2 separate regions of the Homo sapiens genome follow, and region 1 is linked to region 2. The links are chromatin loops, found by intact Hi-C in ENCODE. Cell type or tissue: Caco-2. All regions are shown on one strand. Links, peaks and the distances in the headings refer to the core of each region. The heading gives the core; the rest is flanking DNA. Region 1 holds the start of ZNF217-AS1 (ZNF217 antisense RNA 1). Region 2 overlaps BCAS1 (brain enriched myelin associated protein 1).

What was found. A loop is a pair of places that touch in the nucleus more often than their neighbours do. Peaks named below come from ENCODE experiments on the same cell type or tissue, not always from the same donor. Only the 100,000 strongest peaks of a DNase experiment are listed, where the experiment ranks them.
Region 1: a loop joins it to region 2, with 4 times the contacts of the local background. A loop is called at or near these places in 5 of 110 quality-filtered maps.

What each region holds. Positions count from the first base shown.
Region 1 is chr20:53,548,664-53,555,640 of GRCh38, reverse strand. ZNF217-AS1 (ZNF217 antisense RNA 1) reads right to left here and starts at 2,871. Exons shown (of 6, transcript NR_110051.1): 1 at 2,554-2,871. In Caco-2, for the core only: no CTCF peak of the experiment used is centred there; no DNase peak of the experiment used is centred there.
Region 2 is chr20:54,059,571-54,066,547 of GRCh38, reverse strand. The region is part of intron 1 of BCAS1 (brain enriched myelin associated protein 1); the gene reads left to right. Among named protein-coding and RNA genes, the nearest start is that of MIR4756, 5.4 kb to the left of the region's middle. In Caco-2, for the core only: a CTCF peak has its summit at 3,603 (motif pointing right); a DNase peak (open chromatin) is centred at 2,036.

The DNA.
Region 1 (6,977 bases), core at 598-5,597, 510 kb after region 2:
AGAGATTCTCCTGTCTCAGCTTCCCGAGCAGCTGAGATCACAGGCATGTGCCACCACGCCTGGCTAATTTTTGTATTTTTAGTAGAGATGGGGTTTCACCATGTTGGCCAGGCTGGTTTCAGACTCCTGACCTCAAGTGATGCCCGACAAAATGAGACTCCATCTCAAAAAAAAAAAAAACAACAAAAAAAACTTCTATTCATTTTTCAGATCTCAGCTGGCTGTTCTTTCTTAGCTGTGGCTGCCCCCACATGTAGGGCCTCCTCTCCTGCCTGATCCCGAAGCACTCCCACTTTCCTGTTACTTGCAGGGCTGTGAGCATCAGTTTATTTGCCCTCAGCCCTTGGCACACCACAAACTCCTGGAGGTCAAGGATGACTTCGGTTTGGTTCATAGTTCATAACTCTCTGCCAAGCACATGACATTCTGCCCAGTACATCGTAGGAGCTGGAGAAATAGCGTAGTAAATAAAATTATGTAAATTAAACTTAATTAAAATATTCATTTTTAGAAAAACAAAAACAAGGCTGATAGGCCATTGGTGAAATTGACAAAAATGAACTAAAATTTGCCTAATAAATAAAATAGAACACGTTATTCAAAAACATTTGAAGGCTGGGTGTGGTGGCTCACGCCTGTAATCCCAGCACTTTGGGAGGCTAAGGCGGGCAGATCACGAGGTCAAGAGATCGAGACCATCGTGGCCAACATGGTGAAACCCTGTCTCTACTAAAAATACAAAAATTAGCTGGGTATAGTGGCAGGTGCCTGTAGTCCCAGCTACTCAGGAGGTGGAGGCAGGAGAATCACTTGAAACCGGGAGGCGGAGGTTGCAGTGAGACGAGATCACGCCACTGTACTCCAGCCTGGCGACAAAGCAAGACTCTGTCAAAAAAAAAAAAAAAAAAAAAAAAGAGCTTTTGAAGAACATGAATAGCTAAACCTACCCTACTGTATAAAGAATGTTGGAGGCTGGGCGCAGTGGCTCATGCCTGTAATCCCAGCACTTTGGGTGTTCGAGGCAGGCGGATTGCCTGAGGTGAGGAGTTCGAGACCAGGCTGACCAACATGCTAAAACCCCGTCTCTACTAAAAATACAAAAATTAGCCAGGCATGGTGGCGGGTGCCTGTAATCCCAGCTACTCAGGAGGCTGAGGCAGGAGAATCGCTTCAACCTCGGAGGTGGAGGTTGCAGTGAGCTGAGACTGGGCCATTGCACTCCAGCCTGGGCAACAAGAGCGAAACTACGTCTGAAAAAAATAAAAAAAGTTGGAATTTTGATTGGAAAAAGTAACACTTCATAAGGGAACGTTTTAGTTTGTATTGATTTCAATTTTGCCAACTTTCTAGCATGTTCAGGATTCTTCCAGCAGCTTCTCAGACAGCATATCAGCTTCGGTTAGCTACTATTCAGACAATTGCATTTCATAATCAGCAATCAAAATTGTACTTTTCTGTTAAAGCTGTTAAAATATTCTTGCTTTTAAAAAAGCTGTTAAAAACACAATTGGAAAAGTCAGTGAAATGATCATTTGATATTTGATTATTCAGTGAATTAGTTTTAGGCAAATCGGACTGGCAGGCTGCAGAGGTGGCAACAGGCCAGAGGTCATTAGAGGACCAGGAAGCCACAGGAAGGTCACCTCGGCTACATTTTATAGCTCACAAAATGTTTTTACACACACACTACCCACTCCCCCCCCTCCACTGCCCCCATCACCCCGAGATGGAGTCTGTCGCCTAGGCTGGAGTGCAGTGGCACAATCTCGGCTCACTGCAACCTCTGCCTCCCGGGTTCAAGCAATTCTCCTGTCTCAGCTTCCCAAGTAGCTGGGATTACAGGCACCCGCCACCATGCCTGGCTAATTTTTGTATTTTTAGTAGAGACGGGGTTTCACCATGTTGGCCAGGCTGGTATTGAACTCCTGACCTTGTGATCCTCCTGCCTCAGCCTCCCAAAGTGCTGGGATTATAGGCGTGAGCCACTGCACACAGCCTATACACACACTTTTTTAAAAAAACTTTTTTATTTTGGGATTTTTTTTTTTTTAAGTTTTAGTCTTGCTCTGTCACCCAGGCTGGAGTGCAGTGGTGTGATCTTGGCTCACTGCAACCTCCGCCTCCCAGGTTCAAGCCATTCTCATGCCTCAGCCTCCCAAGTAGATGGGACTACAGGCGCCACCACACCTGGCTAAGTTTTGCACTTTTAGTAGAGACAGGGTTTCACCATGTTGGCTGGGCTTGTGTCGAATCCCTGACCTTAAGTGATCCTCCTGCCCTTGGCCTCCCAAAGTGCTGGGATTACAGGCTTGAGCCACCTCGCCCAGCCTGGAATAATTTTATATTCACAGAACAGTTGTAAAGAGATTGCAGAGAGTTCCTGAATTCGAACCCAAGTTCCAACCCTGCACCCAGCTGGCCCTAGTGCTACCATCTTACATAAGCACAATGCATCTGTCAACACTAAGAAATTAACACTGGTATGTTACTTTATTTAGAATTCCCTAGTTTTCCCATTAGTGGTGGGATTTTTTTTCTGTCCCAGGATCCTACCTTGCATTCAGTCATCATGCCTCTTGTAGTCTTCTCTCGTCTGTGACCATTTCTTAGATTTTCCTTGTTTTTCATTCCGTGGACAGTGTTGGGAAGGACTCGGTGTTTTGTAGAATGTCTGCTGATCTGGGTTTGTCTGATGTTTTCTCATGATTGTCTGGGATTACGGGTTTTGTGGAGTATAATGCAGAGGTAAAGTGCCTTGTCATCTCATCATATCATGGGAGGCGGGGGTAGTATTGTGGGAGGCAGGGGTATGTGAGAGCCGCCTGGCAAATCTTGCCTCTACCAGGGTGCTTAATGTTGTCACATGTTTGATTATCATAACCTGTAAAATAACTGGAAAAGTTAAGATTCTATTTTATCATTTCAATGATTTTTTTTTTTTTTAATTTTGAGATGGAGTCTCGCTCTGTCGCCTAGGCTGGAGTGCAGTGGCGCAATCTCAGCTCACTACAACCTCTGCCTCCCGGGTTCAAGCAATTCTCCTGCCTCAGCCTCCTGAGTAGCTGGGATTACAAGTGTGCACCACCATGCCTGGGTAATTTTTGTATTTTTAGTAGAGACGGAGTTTCACCATGTTGGCCAGGCTGGTCTTGAACTCCTGGCCTCAAGTGATCCGCCTGCCTGGGCCTCTCAAAGTGCTGGGATTACAGGAGTGAGCCACCACGCCAGCCTCAACAGATAATATTTTAGTGAGCAGTCATATATGCAGGCGTTGCTTAAATTGAAGTCATTCAGTATTAATGAGGAAGGTCAGATGAGATCCTGTACTTAAGGAGCTGGGAAACTGAGGATTCGAGAGTCTAAACAGCTTTACCCAATGTGGTCCAGGTTGTAGGTGGCAGAGCCAAAATTCAAACGCGTGTCTCACTTCAAAGGCTCTGTGTGTGTTTGTGTGTGTGTGTGTGTGTGTGTGTGTGTGTGTTTGCTTTTGCTCCATTGATTCCAAATAACAAAACAAAACCAAACAAAAACTTTGCTACAAAACCCTCACTCTGATCCTGATGCTATCTTAATTGTGATAAATGTGTTGTTTAATCTTCACAACAAACTCATGGAAAGGAACTATATGTAATCCCAGAGCTTTGGGAGGCCGAAGCGGGAGAACTGCTTGAGCCCAGGAGTTTGAGACCAGCCTGGAAAACGTAGTGAGACCTCATCTCTACAAAAAGTTTAAAAATTAACCAGGTCTGGTGGCATGTGCCTGTAGTCTCAGCTACTCTGGAGGCTGAGGTGGGAGGATTGCTTGAGCCCAGGAGTTCAAGGTTGCAGTGAGCTGTGATCGCACCACTGCATTCCAGCCTGGCCAACGGCATGAGATCCCTGTCTCAAACAAAACTAAACAAAACCAAAAGAAAAGGAACTACATATCCTTCCTTTTTCAGGTGAGGAAACTGAGCCTTTGAGTGGTTAAGGAACATGTTCAAGGTTATAAAGCTGGCGCATGGGCTGGGCGCAGTGGCTCATGCCTGTAATCCTAGCACTTTGGGAGGCCGAGGTGAGCAGATCACCTGAGGTTTCTACTAAAAATACAAAATTAGCCAGGTGTGGTGGTGCATGCCTGTAATCCCAGCTGCTCGGGAGGCTGAGGCAGGAGAATTGCTTGAACCCGGGAGACGGAGGTTGCAGTGAGCCAAGATTGCTGCATTGCACTCCAGCCTGGGCGATAAGAGAGAAACTCCATGACACACACACACACACACACACACACACACACACACACACAAAAGCTGGCACATGGCTGAGTTGGGACTGGAAACAGACTGCTGGGCTCGAGGGCCTGAGTTTTCTTCATCAGAACATCACACACATTTAAAAATGTTTTGAAAATGTATATGTTTATTTATATTGAGGTAAAATTTACAAAACATAAAATATACCACATTATGCAAAGCTGGAGGCCAATAAACAAAATATATGTAAAAAGAAGAAAAAAATTCAAAAAGAAAAACTATATTAAAGTGTACAATTCAATAGCTGTTAGTACACTGACAACGTTGTGCAACCACCACCTCTATTATCAAGTTTCAAAATATTTCCATTGTCTCAAAAGGAAGCCCAGTTAGGCCACCACCCGCCATCCTTCCCTCCCCTAGCCTCTGGCAACCACTAATCTAGCTTCTGTCTGTATGGATTTACCTATTCTGGGCATTCCATATGACTGGAATTATGTGGTTTTTGTGTCTGGTTTCTTGCCCTTAGTGTAACTTTTTTTTTTTTTTTCGAGACAGGGTCTTGCTCTGTCACCCAGGCTGGAGGGCAGTGGCGCAATCGCAGCTCACTGCAGCTCCGACCTCCTGGGCTCAGGTGATCCTCCTGCCTGCCTCAGCCTCCTGAGTAGCTGGGGCCCCAGGTGTTCAGCACAATACTCGGGTAATTTTTTTTATTTTTATTTTTTGAGGAGACAAGAAGGTCTTACTATGTTGCTCAGGCTGGTCGGGAACTCCTGGGGTCAAGTGATCCTCCCACCTAGGCCTCCCAAAGTTGGGATTACAGACGTGAGCCACTGAGCCCAGCTGGGACTTAGCATAATGTTTTTGAGGCTTACTCATGGTGGAGCATGGATCAGTGTTTCATGCCTTTTTATAGCTGAATAATATTCCGTGATGTGGATAGACCAACATATGGTTTGGATCTGTGTCCCCACCCAAATATCATGTTCACTTGTAATCCTCCGTGTTGGAGGTGGGGCCTGGTGGGAGGTGACAGGATCATGGGGGTGGATCCTCATGAATGGTTTAGCACCATCTTCTTGTGTTGTTCTCATGATAGTGAGTTCTCATGAGATATAGTTGTTTAAGAGTGTGTAGCACCCCCACCCAACTCTTGCTCCTGCTCCCGCCATTTGAGACGCTTCTCTCCCGCTTTGCTTTCTACCATGGTTGTAGGTTTCCTGAGGCCTCCCTGGAAGTAGAAGCTGCTATGCTTCCTGTACAGCCTGCAGAACCGTGAGTCAATAAACCTCTCTTCTTTATAAATTACCCAGTCTCAGTCTCAGGTATTTCTTTCTTTCTTTTTTTTTTTCTGAGACGGAGTCTCACTCTGTCCCCAGGCTGGAGTTCAGTGGCACCATCTCGGCTCACTGCAACCTCCGCCTCCCAGGTTCACACGATTCTTCTGCTTCAGCTTCCTAAGTAGCTGGGATTACAGGCGCCCGCCACCATGCCTGGCTAATTTTTGTATTTTTAGTAGAGACGGGGTTTCACTGTGTTGGTCAGGCTGGTCTCGGACTCCTGACCTCGTGATCCGCCCACCTTGGCCTCCCAGAGTGTTGGGATTACAGGCGTGAGCCACCGCGCCTGGCCAGGTATTTCTTTATAGTAATGTAAGAACAGCCTAATGCAGGCCACATTTTGTTTATCCATTCATCAGTACGGACATTGGATGGTCTTCATCTTTTGGCTATTGTGAGTAATGCTGCTGTGAACATTGCTGGACAAGTTTTTGTCTGAATGTCCTTTTTAAGTTCTTTGAGTGTATAACTAGGAGTGGAACTGCTTGCTCACGTGGGTCACCCTGCTCCTTTTTTCTTTTACTTTGCAATATTAAGACCCCATATTAGTGTGATACTCTTTCCTAGACTTTTAGTCTAAATAATAGTACTTGCTTTGTTTGTTTGTTTTTTTTTAAAGATGGTCTTGCTCTGTTGCACAGGCTGGAGTGTAGTGTCCCAATCGTAGCTCACTGAAACCTCAAACTTCCAGACTCAAGGGATCCTCCTATCTCAGCCCTCTGAGTAGCTGGGATTATAGGCACGTGCCACCATACCCAGCTAATTTTTGAATTTCTTTGTAGGAACAAAGTCTCATTATGTTGCTCAGGCTGGTGTCAAACTCCTGGCCTCAAGTAATCCTCCTCTTCGGCCTCCCAAGGTGCTGGATAACAAGTGTGAGCCATCATGCCTGGCTAAGTCTTCAGTGAATACATCTAAATAAATATATTTTGGGTTTTTTGTTTTGTTTTGTTTTGTTTTTTGTTTCGTTTCTGAGACAGGGTCTCATTCTGTTGCCCAGTGTGGAGTGCAATGGTGCAGCCTCGGCTCACTGCAGCCTCCACCCTCTGGGCTCAAGTGATCCTTCCACCTCAGCATCCCGAGTAGCTGAGACTACAGGCATGTACCACCATGCCTGGCTAATTTTTGTATTTTTTGGTATAGATAGGGTAATGCCATGTTGTTCAGGCTGGTTTTAAATTCCTGGGCTCAAGTGATCCTTCTGCCTTGGCTTTCTAAAGTGCTGGGATTCCAGGCATGAGCCACCATGTCCGGCCTGAATAAATATATTTTGAATAAATGAATGGATGATATTAGTTGAGGCAACCCTTAATAACAAAGACTACCAAGACATTTATTGGTCTAGTGAATGGCTTTGTATCTTATTAACTGTAACATTTGAATACGTTTGAAACTTTGTTATATATGT
Region 2 (6,977 bases), core at 1,265-6,264:
CTTAGAGGCCACATTTCCAAATGCAGTCATATTGCACGTTAGGGCTTCAACACGAATCCAACACGAATTTTGGAAGGACACATTTCAATCCATAGCATGATCTTAAGTGAGGAGTTTAAGTTCCCTGGGCTCAGGTTCTGCATCTGTAAAATGGGGACAATAAAAATACCTGCCTCGGCCGGGCCCGGTGGCTCACGCCTGTAATCCCAGCACTTTGGGAGGCCAAGGCGGGCGGATCACGAGGTCAGGAGATCGAGACCATCCTGGCTAACACGGGGAAACCCCGTCTCTACCAAAAATACAAAAAATTAGCCGGGCGTGGTGGCAGGCGCCTGTAGTCCCAGCTACTCGGGAGACTGAGGCAGGAGAATGGTGTGAACCCGGGAGACGGAGCTTGCAGTGAGCCGAAATGGCGCCACTGCACTCCAGCCTGGGCGACAGAGCCAGACTTCGCCTCAAAAAAAAAAAAAGAAAAAAAATACCTGCCTCATCGGGTTCTGATAAGGAAGCTGTGAGTTAACACAGAGAAGCATTCAGAGCAATGGCTGGCATAAGGTAGGCGCTACAAAAATATTAGGTATTACTACTGCTAATGTATGGTCCATTTTATTTACTGCTTATACTAACAGCTTATCTCTATTCCTCAGCTGCTGTGCACCAGCCACCCAGTTATACAACACATGGGCCACACCCTTCTAATCTTCACAGGAGCTCCACGCAAGGAATCTATTATGGTCCTTCCCTCCACCCCTCACTTCTCAGACACGGAGCCAGGGCTTATGCATATGGCCAGGGTGAGCCAGAGGGGAGCCCAGGCAGAGGGCTTGCGCTATTTCACCACCACAGACGAATTTACTCACGTGCTTTTCAGAAATGCAGATCCCTAGGTGACACCTGGCTACAAACACGAGGAGAACATCCCCAAGTCCAGGCACTAGAGCAGGGCCCCTCAATATCAGCACTAGCGACCCTCAGCAAAGCAGACAATTCTTCGCTGGGGGAAGGGGGCGGTCCTTGGCATTGCAGGGTATGTAGCAGCGTCCCCAGCCTCTACCCACCGGATACCAGTGCACGCCCCCCAAAGCTGAACCGTGACTATCAAAACTGCATGCAGGCATTTCCAAATGCCCCTTCGGGGCCAAAATCGCTCCTGACTCCAGAAACGCTGTGCTCCACTTATTGTGAGGGAGAAACAAAGAACAGCATATTTCCAAGGAGAAAACGTTTAGCAAAGCAATGTAAGTCATCGAGGAATAGGACAAGATATCCAAAATATGAAATATAGATATATAGTCCTGGAAAATTGGTACCAAAATAAAATACCCTAAACATTGTAAATATGTTATATATATAGTGTGTGTGAGATAGATAGATAAAGTAGATGATAGATAGATAGATAGATAGATAGATAGATAGATAGATAGATAGATAGATGATAGATAGATACTCATCATAAAGTTGAAATATTGTCAGTCGAACCATCATGAGTTGAGTTTGGGACATCTATATCACTAATAGCTACTAGGTGCTCGCCCTGCCAGGCACTTTCCCATCACATTTACCCCTTCGCACGGTACCACGATGTATCAGGACATGCCACTCAACCTCTCTGTGCTCCGGCTTCTCATAAGACAACTGGGAAAATAAAAGTACCTAACTCAGAGAGTTGTTGGGAGGACCAAGAGAGGCAAATATATGCAAATCAGAACTGCTCAGCACAGAGAAAACACTCTAAATGTGTTTATTATTGCCACCATTATGAATACTGTCATTTTCCACAAGAAAGATACTTTCAGAAGGGTCAAGTGCTTTGCCCAAAGCCTCACGATCGTGGGATTTTACGGATGCCTGTCTCACTCCAGATCTCTTGTTCTCAAGAGGAGAGAGGGGAACCCCAGAGATGCAGGAGAGCGAGACTGCGGAGGGCAGCCTCCACCCACCTCCGGTGGGGCATCTGGGCTTGCTTCTGAATAACCAGCTGGAAAGCCTGCCCTGCCCGCCAGTTCTGGGGGAAGGGAAGCTGGAGGCCCAGGACAGTTCTCTTGATTTGCAAGCTCACGAAACAGTGCGTCAGCAAAGCAGTGCCCCTAGAAGGGTTGTGAGTGTATTCAGGTGCCTGGGTGATGGTGGTCTGTGGACTCCGAAGCCTGAGCTATTCCTCCGTCTGAGAATCCGTGGGTTTGGTTGTCTAGGTCAGGGTAGGCAGCAGCCAGGAGAGTTCTGACCCCAGGAGACACTCACTCACTCACCCCAGAAATATCCAAAACAGGGGCTCTCAGCCATGGAAATCACCTAGAGATCTTGAAAGTACCCCGATGCCCAGCCCCACCCCAGAGAATCTGCTGTCATCAGTTTGGCAGGGGCCTGGGCATGGGGATCTCAGAACTCTGTGGGAGGTTCTCACATGCAGCCCAGTCTGGGCATGGGCCCCCATAACACAGGCAGGAGGCGGGGAAGTGAAGGGGCTTTCTCATCTGAACCTCCACAATCAACCCCCAGTGGCAAAGTGCCAAACCCTCAAACACAAGTCTAATTTCAAAAACAACACCCCTCCACCCACCATAGCTTCGTATGTTTAATGTAAAATAAGGTCATAAAGACAAAACACTCATATAATCAGTTCATGAAAGAAAGGGCATTTTAACACCCCATTCAAACTTTTTCTTTTTCAAAAATGAAAGTTAGCTCTTTCAATTGTACGTTTATCATGAAAAACTCTATCTGATTTATTTTTCTCCTTTTTGAGAAATGGGAGAAAACTATTACAGACAAGAATTACTGTCTGAACTGCCTTGAGCCTCAGTTTTCCCATCTATTAAACGGGGATTTAAAAAAAAGTCTCCACCCAAGTCATTCTGGTTTGCCCAGGGTTTTCCAATTTTAACATAAGAGTCCTGTGTCCTAGAGCATCCTCACTCCTGGAAAAAGCTTGAAGATGGTCACCATCACACTATTTTCTATAGGTGTCTGATCATGAGAATCACTGGGGCATTTGCTAAAAATACAAATTCCAGGGCCCCAAATTGACTTTTCGGTGAGAGGATCACAGGAATCAGAAATGTTGCTGGATTCCTCGGTAGAGTCTCACTACCGGGCACCTGTGGGAGAAACTGGCTTCAAAGAGCAAGGATCATACCCGTGAGAGTCCTACTCATGCTAACTCTTGTGCAGTCCTCTTTATGTGCCAGGCCCTGTTCAGGGCACTTTGCTTATATTCACTGGTTTGACTCCATACCAGCCCCTTGAGATGGAGGCTATAATTATCCCCATTTTTACAGATGAGGAAACTGAGGCCCAGCGAGGCTCAGTGATGCTCAGGGATTCCAAACTCCAGAGCCCACATTCCTATCCTATGTGCTACACTGATGTCTACATAGAGCTTCAGCACTGGGCTGGCATACGGCAAGCTCTCCATACAAGTCATATATGGTTATCATTATTACGAGTTCCAGGACCTTTGGGGCACTGAAGGAGTTGCCATCTTCTTGCCAACTGTGAACAGAAGGCTTCATTGCAAAACATCAAAATGCTTCTTTCAGCCTTCCCAGTTGTTTGGACCTAGTCCTGTAGGCTGAATTCATTTCTGCTAATATTGACATCAGCCAATAGATGGCAGTAACCTTTTGCTTTTGTCCCACCCAGATGAATCCTGTTCTTTAAAAGGTTGATGGACAGGCAGGAGCAATTTCACGACACATGCATTATATCTGCTGGTGGAGAGTGACAATATCTGAATCCAGGTTATCACTGAAAAAGACACGCCATTAGATTTTCCTTCTTTCAGGGCCCTTCACCTTGAAGTGGCCGAGAGGCTACTTAGGGTGTGCAATGATCAGAATAATGTAACCCCAACTCTGTGGGAAGAAAAATCTTCTCTCCTACTTCTGTACACCATGCGTCTTCCAGCACCAAGGTTTTTCATAACCTCAAGTGTTGATTCAAAGTAGCTTTGTTAGGATTGAATTTACATTAAATAGTAAGAGCTTTAAAATAAAGCTTGTAATCCTACTGTTAAAATAATTTTAAAACTTGTTAAAAGCTGAATTTAGATAGAGATACTTTGTGTGTATATATTCTTGCATGTGTATATATGAACGTATGTGTTTGCGCGTATCCTTGACTGAGACATTTAACCTGCGTGCCTCAGTTTCCACACCAGCAAAATTGAAATAATAATACCTCTGTCTTGTTGAATTGCTGCAAAGAGCAAATTAGTTTTACTGCAAATAAAGCTCCTAGAAGTTTCTCAACAGATGGTAAGCACTCACCAAATGTTGTTATTGTTATTACTCTATCATTTCTATGATTTTTTAGAGTTGTTGTCATTGTTTTTATACACAGTAGGCTCAAATCCTGGTAAACTTTCTGTAAAGAGCCAGATAGTAAATATCTTAGGCTTTGCAGGCCATAGGTGTCTGTTGCAACTACTCAGTTCTGCCATTATAGCATGAAAGCCATCATAGACAATATATAAATAAAAGGGCATGACTATCTTCCAGCAAAACTTTATTTATGGATGCCAAAATTTGACTTTCATATAATTTTCATGTGTCACATTCTATGATTCTTCTAATTTTTTTCCAACCATTTATAAATTTAAAACTCATTTTTAGCTCACTGGCCTACTAAAACAGGCAGTGAGCTGAATCCAGCCACCGCTGTTCTTTGCCAACCCTGGTCTTGAGGATTCAATATTATATTATTCATAATGTCCCATTAACAGACAGAAGCGATGATCTGATGCAAGTGTGTGAGTCACGGATTTTATAAATAGAAAATAGCACAAAACAACAAGTGTCCTACATGTTTTAACAGTGCTCAGCTTTATTATGTGGTATGATCAGAAGACATACAAAATCCCCAGATTTGGTTATGTATTAAATTCCTGCAAGAGAACACATGGTGAGATCCATGACCCTTTTTTTGGCCTCCTCAATATCTAATTGCTCAATGCGTCTACTACCAGGGAATAAAAACTCACACCAATGGCGAGAGATCCACAAGAATCCCTGGTGACTCATTGACTCCTTTCAGCCAGAAATCAAAAGTCCTAATTTTTATTCCGAGAGCCACTAGAGCAGATAAGCCAGAAGCTAGGTCTTTGGAGATGGGCTACATTGGAATTACATGTGCAAAAGAACTTTAGGTGGCAAGACAGCAGGCCTTTGGAGTGGCTGCAAGAGTCCTTGTGTAGGGATCAGATATACTAGGAGTCAATTCCTCACTGGATGTTTGCCCTTGGTGGGTCTTGGAGGTTCCATTCCTCCTTTTTAAGGGAAGCTAGTAATATGCAGAACATTCCGGTGGTTAGGAGCACAGCCAGACTGTGTTTGAATCTTGCTCATTAACTGGGTGACCTTTGGAAAATGATTTAACCCCCTCGAGTTTCGGCTACCTCATATGAAGAATGAAATCATGATACCTCTATCTCACAGGAGTGCTATAGGACTACATGAGACAATACAGGTGAAGCACTCCAAAATTAGAGCTTGGAATTGAGAACATGCTAAGTAATGATTTGCTATTATCATCATTATTATTATATATCATACATTATTATAACGAAGCTCTTCAGAGGTTTGGTGATGATGTGGTCATGTACCTAGGTCTGTGCCTCATATGTGAGAGATGCTATCAATCGTTATTCCCTCCATTGACTAACAATAATTAAGCTCCCAGTAAATGCAAACACACTGCTAAGATTAGGAGATACAAAATTGGGTGAAGGTAGACACTGCCTTTGACGTCAGGGTGCTTACAATTTCTTGTGGAAGGGAGACATAAATTAAATATTCAACTTTGCCCTTCACCTATGGGACAATAACCACATTAACAGTCATTTCAGAACCATCCTACCCAGCAGTGCCACAACCTGCCATCTCCCATATGATCCCATCTCACGTAATGTTATTAATTACTTTTATTCGACCAGGCGCAGTGGCTCATGCCTGTAATCCCAACACTTTGGGAGGCCAAGGCGGGTGGATCACATGAGGCCAGGCACTCGAGACCAGTCTGGCCAACATGGTGAAAACCCATCTCTACTAAAAATACAAAAAAAAAAAAAAATAGTCTGGTGTTGTGCCACGCACCTGTTATCCCAGCTACTCAGGAGGCTGAGGCAGGAGAATTGCTTAAACCCAGAAGGCGGAGGTTGCAGTGAGCCGAGATTGCACCACTGCACTCCATCCTGGGCAACAGAGAGAGACTCCGTCTCAAAAAAAAATTACTTTTATTCATAACTTAGAACCCTATGCATTTTTGTTTAATAAGCAGATATGTTTTGCTTAACATGAGCTAGACATTGTTCTAACCACGTCACAAGCATTAACTCATTGGGTCCTTATAGCAGTCTTATGAGGCACAGAGAGGCTAATTAACTCTCCCAAGGACACACAGCTACAAGGGGCAGAGAGAGGATTCATGCCCAGGCAGTCTTGCTCTAGAGTCTGTGGTCATAACCACTGTGCCATGCTGCCTTGAACTATCAGAAACAACCTCGTTTGTGGATTTATTGTTCCTATGTTAACTCTCTCCCTGTGCACCATACTTCAGCTCCATGAAGTCAGAGGGCCTTGCCTGTTTAATTTACAGCTGTAACCCTAGTGCCCAGCCCAGCAACAGGTGCAGAGCTGTGCTCAATAGACACAGTCATACACTGCATAATGATACCTTAGTCAATGATGGACCACATATACTTAGTGGTCACATGACATTATAATACTATGTATTTACTGGACTTTTTCTGTTTCGATATGTTTAGGTACACAAATACTTCCCAGTGTGTCACAATTTCCCAGAGTGTTCAATGTGGTTGCGTGCTGTGCAAGTTAGTGGCCTAGGAACGATAGGTTATACCATACAGCCTAGGAGTGTAGTAGGCTATACTATCTATGATGTTCATACAACCATGAAATCATCTAATGATGCATTTCTCAGAACATTTTCTCGCCCTTAAGTGACACATGACCATATGT